Linked DNA regions of Homo sapiens: region 1 is linked to region 2. A link is a contact called in ENCODE Hi-C or POLR2A ChIA-PET data. All regions are on one chromosome and are shown on one strand. Each heading gives the region's core, a stretch centred on a gene start or an enhancer-like site at or near the end of the contact. The rest is flanking DNA. Distances are from core to core; before and after follow the strand shown. Region 1 holds the start of DIPK1A (divergent protein kinase domain 1A). Region 2 overlaps TGFBR3 (transforming growth factor beta receptor 3).

Region 1 (2,700 bases), core at 59-2,558, 1.2 Mb after region 2:
TTACTATTGGTGGTGCTTGCTACAAAGACTCAGTTTTATTCGTACACGCTTAATATCATGGGTTGTCAAATCATGCTTCCAATTTGCAATACGTCACTCATTTCAGGGTAATGACTTACACATACAATTTTCAAACAAAAATGTAAGATTTACTTGCCTCATGATGGTTACCTTCTCAACTTTTTTCATAATTTATAAAAGCACCAGCTGACCCCAAATCATCTACCTCTTGGCCTTTTAATGTAAGCGGTAAAGGAATACTGTCCTCTGAATGCAGCGTTGGCTAACACTGCTGACCCACGCAAGGCATTGATTTGTAGTTGTTTTTCCATCGGAGTGATGGATTTGCGCTCAGCTACTCGCGGTGTCTACTAGGTCCCCCTGGTGACCAAACAGTACACTTAGGCAGTAGTAGGGTTCCAAGGCACAGACTGGCAGCGGAACAGAGGGTGGAACGGGAAATCATGAAAAATTAACACGCGAACCGTACACACGACATGACTGAGAATTACGTTTGCATTACTAGGGTATTTGGGATCCACAGACCAGCCACTAGCCCCTTTCCTTTAAAAAGCAAACACCCATCCGCCTGGTTCAGGCTTATCGGTCTCCACCTCCCATTTAAATCTTGGGTGTGATGGAACGACCCAACCAAGGGGCTCGGCACGAGGCACACGCTGCTTTTTGGAGCCTGGGGAAACACTGGTGTGACAAATTGTCATAATTTTCTAAGACACGGAGGAATGCTACACCACCTTTCCTACCACCGACTTAAGACCCAAGACACTGAGTCAAGGGCAACCGACCTGCGGGGGCCCACGGGGGAGGGGGGAAAGCCCCGAAAACACCAGGGAGAAGGCGGCCCGTCGAGCTCCGCCTGGAGCGGCGCAGGGCTGCGGGCAATGCCCGGAGCGCGGGGTCGTACCCAGGTCACGTCTCGGGGCTCTCAGGATGCGAGGGCGTACCCGGGCGGGACGACTCGGGCCCTGGAGCCCGGCTGGCCGCGGCGCGGGAGCCGCGAGGGCCGCGGTGGGGGGCGTCGGCAGAGCCGCTGAGGGGGCTGGGGAGGGCGCGCCGCCAGGTGCCGGACGGCAGGGGGCAGCGGGGTTCGGGCGGGCACAGACCCAGGGAGGGAGGAGGGGAGCGGGCGAGTCCTGCGCGGCGCGGCAGGGCACACGGCCGGGTGCTCCCGCAGCTGGTGGCTGGGCGGCCGCCGGCCTACCTGGAGGTAATAGGGTTTCCTTAGCCAGGCCCCCGGACAGAGACTCCTCGCCATGGTAATCACACATCGCCCCGCCGCGCTGCAGTCAGAGGCGGACCCGAGCGCTGGCGGCCGGGCTCCCCGCCTCCCCCCGCCTCCCCGCCCCCTGCCCGGCCGGGCCCGCCCACTCCCCCGCCCCCGCCGCGGCGCGCGCCGCGCTCCCCTCGGCCCGGCTGCAGTGAAGGCGGCGAGAGGCCAGAGGCCCAGCCTCCTGCCCTGTTCGCCCGCCGGCCGCCGCGGCTGTCAGAGAGGCTGCTGCCGACTCCGCCATAAAGGGGAGTCGCACCTCGCCTCCGCCGACACAAATCGACTGCGCCTGGAGCTTAAAGGGGAGGCGCGCGGAGGCGGGAGGGGGCGCCGCGGCAGCGGGGGTGTCGCACGCTCGGCGCGGATTGGGGCGTGCTTCTCGCTGGCTGATGCGGCGACCCCCGGACCGCGCTGGCCTCGCAGTCTGCTCCGGCTTCCGGCTCCCCGCGCTGCGCCCAGCTGCGCGTCCCGCCACCCGCCCCGGCAGCACCGACGCTCCCCATGGACTCTTCTCCTGGAGTCAGGACGTGTCTGGACGGGTTGTTTGGAAATTCAAGGGAAGCTTGGGGCTCCTTCCCTGGGGACTGGCTCGTCCTCCCTCGCCCTTGGTGGCGGTCGGGGGAAGGGGGTGTCTGCCGCAGCTGGAGACGCAGACCGGGGCATCCCCCCAGGACTGGGCTCAGCTTCGAACGCGGACAGGGCGCCCCACTGCTGAACTCGGTGCCCCCCTTACCACGCTCCAGTTCGCCTCTAACGGCCTACAACTTTTTTTAAAAATGTACTTTTAAAAAATTCCGACTTTTTTGGTTTATATTGTTTTTAAGACAGCTTCAGAGTTTTCCTGGCCCCGTCCAGGAACACTGATTTCAAAAGAAAACAAAAACAAAAACACCGAATTAAATACAGTCCTGAAGGCAGGGAGCCTGGGACGTGGCCTGCTGCTTGGTTAAGGCTACATAACACAGGGTGTGGTGTCTTTCTTTTGACAATGAGTTCCAAATAAGGGAAAAAAGAGCCACCCTAGTGGGAGAACAGCTGTTGATCCAAGTGACTTGTAATGGAAGAAGCAGCTTTTTTTTTTTTTTTTTTTTTTTTGGCTGCTTTTTACCCCACCTACCACGTTTAAGCGTGATGCTAACAAAGTTTAGGTGGCCCGTTAGAGCTCATTCCGGCCTGTTGCTCTGAGAAGGGGTTTCCCCAGAAGCAAACCATTACTCATTCTCACTTGGTTTTTGCATAAGCCTTGTTCAGGTGCCTTGTTCTGAAGAGATACCTTCATGTCTGCCCCTTCCCTCAACCCACACACAGACACAGGTTTTAAACCTAGGTGATTTTTGTTGTGGTGGTTGTTCTTTCTGTTTTTGAGAGGGGTCTTACCATGTTGCCTAGGCTGGACTCAAACTCCTGGGCTG
Region 2 (2,700 bases), core at 27-2,526:
CCCTAAGTAAATGGCACCAGCCTCTTCCTACGTACACCTGGCACCAACCTGGGGGAGGTGCCCCAACATCACCCCTTCCCTCTCCTCACCCAATGGATTCTCTCTCTGGCCACTCAACTCTGACCCCTCCTCTCCATCTCCATGGGCACCATCGTCTCTCGTTCCCTGATTACTGCAAGATGCTCTTAATTCTTATCTCCACCAAAATGTCTTCTATAGAGCAGCCAAACTGATCTGAAAAACCCAAGTCTGATCCTGCTTTTCTCTGCTTTAAAAGACTTATCACTCCATCTCTGCTGTCCAGATGAAGCCCCAAAACCTCAACGTGACTTACAAGGCCCTCCAAGATCTGGCCCTGCTTCCTGCCACGGCCCCGTCTCTCATTCCTCGGACACTTGCTCCCGTGTTTTGGCCATTCTGGTGAAGCACAGAAGTGCTCACTGTCTCCCTATAGCCATCATTCTCCTTTCTTCAAGTGCCAGCTGGACACACAGCCACCCAGAACGAAAGCTATGTTTCCCAATCCCGCTAGCAGCTGGCAGCTTCCTGTATGAAGGGAAGGAGGTCAGTTCTTCTGCCATTTCCTTCTGACTGCTGGTTGGAATGTGGATGTAACAGGCAGCACTAGAGCAAGCCTTTGGGGCCATGAGACAGAAGCAGCATGCTGAGGAGGGCACAGCAACTGAGAAGCCACCTGGGTACTTGATGAACATGGAGCCACGGGATCAGCTCTGAACTGCTTTTTTTTTTTTAATAGGAAACAAATGTAAACTCTTTTTTTTATATAAGCCAATGTTATTTTGGGTTTTCTGACATTTGTAGCTTAACCTACCCTAATTAATGTACTTGCCTTCTTTTATTTCATCAGAAGTGCCAACCTTTGTCCCAAAGGAGCCTCTGAATAGCAAGGTTTCCTCCAGGAACACATTCCCCACCGTTTCTGTTCCTTCCCACCACCATGGCCTGACAAACTCCTGCTCATTCTACTGATCTCTCAAGGAAGCTCCCCAAACCTCCCTCACTGTGTTAGATCTGTATTTTTTCATACTCTCATGGTACTCTCCGTTTCTCTCCACAGCACTTCCTGTGATGAGATGTACATAATTATTTGTGCAATTATTGGTTTCACATCTACATGCTCCCAAAGACTGCAAACACCACGAAAGAACAGAACCCAACCACTCTGTCTGCTGCTGCCTGCCTCACCCCAGCACAGTATCTGGCACAAAACAGACACTCAATTATCGCTGAGAAATGGGGAAGAACCATGGGGTGATGCATGCTGCATGGGCTTTGTGCCAATAAGGGACTGTCTGTCTCAGACTTCCTGCTTTCACTCTTTACCTGAGAGCCAAAGCCTCACTCTTATACTAAAAGGGGCAGAAAAAAAAAACACCAACCATGAAATGAAGGAGGTGGCATTTTTGGTTGCTAAGAATCAAGTCCCAGTTGGGGCTTCCCCACCTTCAACTGTCACAGAAAGCAGGAAACACAAATCTGTTTTTGTCTTCTCTTCCCGGACACTCTTCTGGCCAATCCCCTCTCTCCAGGTGGCAGGACAATCCTCTATCTCTCCGTTGGCACACCACAGCCCCAGCCTCATCCTGCCACTTCTGGGTCAGGCCCTAGCCTTCCTGTCCCTTTCCCTCTGCCACAGCCAGCTCATGAACCTGTCTCCCATCCTTCCCCCTTGGCCTCATAGTGGTTCCTTCCGCAATCTGTCTGCACAATGCCAGGGCCAGCTCCATTCAGGAAGGCTTCCACCTGGGAACAGCATGATCCACCCCACAGGCTCTAGCACAAGTGCCTGAGTTAACACAGTGGCTCAGATTCTCACTTGACCACCATGGGGCCCGAGTATAGCACCTCCCAGCCACGAAGGCTTGGAAACCAGGAAAACATGCTCCGAAACCCCATCTGACTCATCTGCTCACTTTTGTGGTGACCTGTGAGCTCTGGAGCTGCTACTGTAGGCCCTCACCGGCAGCCTCAAAAGGCTGGGAGTGTCTCCTGTGGCCACGGCTGAAAACCCACATCCCGTCTTCCCTACGCAATCTCTTCCCTGCAGTCAAGAGCCAAGTGAGTGACATGCTCTGATGATGCTCCTTATCAGCAGCACAGCAAAAGCTGTGTTACCACGTAAGGATCAACCAGGGCGTGGACGATGACGAAAGAACACACCTGAAAGCAACAATGCTCATAAGCACACACGCGTGCTCACTTCACACCATACTCTATCATGAAAAGGCATGTTGCAGATACTTCATCCAAAGCCTCACAGAAACTCTATAACCCACTATAAGTAAACTGTTGTGAGCCACACAGAGGTAGAATGTGTATTTCAGAAAAGTGCTTCCTGGCAGTAATGTCCATATGGATTCACCTCCAGAGACAATCCTCACTGGTGCCTCCCAATCTGGATATTTCAGTTCATTCTGGGCATCTGGTATGTGACGAGTACAAGATTCCTTAAGGGTAGCTCCCAAAGAAATCTAACTTTTCCTTGGACTCAAAGTGTGAGCTGAGTTTAATCCTCCCCTGCTGGCTTACTCGAGAAATCTGATCTCAAAATCTTGCCGGGTGTCGTGTCTTGTTTGAACTGAAGTCAGGCTCTGCTCTTCTGTTTGGTACACTCTCCTCGGCCACCAGCACAGAGGCACAGCCCCCTTCACCCACAAGATGCTACTTCTACTGACAAAA

Evidence for each region. Hi-C counts contacts between places; a loop is a spot of excess contacts on that map. ChIA-PET counts read pairs that join two places held with the same protein, here RNA polymerase II (POLR2A). Pooled maps may share reads with other maps.
Region 1: a loop to region 2 is called in a map of CD4-positive, alpha-beta T cell, with 12 times the contacts of the local background. The contact joins the promoter of DIPK1A here to the enhancer-like site in region 2. A Hi-C loop is called at or near these places in 4 of 168 maps with a recorded cell type or tissue (CD4-positive, alpha-beta T cell, CD8-positive, alpha-beta T cell and naive thymus-derived CD4-positive, alpha-beta T cell) and 7 of 50 pooled maps. POLR2A ChIA-PET finds 5 or more read pairs at or near these places in 4 of 52 experiments (CD4-positive, alpha-beta T cell, WTC11 and activated T-cell).

What each region holds. Positions count from the first base shown.
Region 1 is chr1:92,960,154-92,962,853 of GRCh38, forward strand. It overlaps DIPK1A (divergent protein kinase domain 1A), which reads right to left and starts at 1,309. Exons shown (of 5, transcript NM_001006605.5): 1 at 1,223-1,309. The coding sequence starts at 1,276. RefSeq lists silencers at 870-1,429, 1,590-1,669.
Region 2 is chr1:91,802,800-91,805,499 of GRCh38, forward strand. The region is part of intron 2 of TGFBR3 (transforming growth factor beta receptor 3); the gene reads right to left. Among named protein-coding and RNA genes, the nearest start is that of TGFBR3, 82 kb to the right of the region's middle. RefSeq lists an enhancer at 967-1,236. Within about 2 kb of position 1,277, at least 16 of the 41 ENCODE cell types and tissues checked have a DNase peak (open chromatin) inside an H3K27ac peak, as active enhancers do; they include CD4-positive, alpha-beta T cell and CD8-positive, alpha-beta T cell, where a contact is called at or near this core.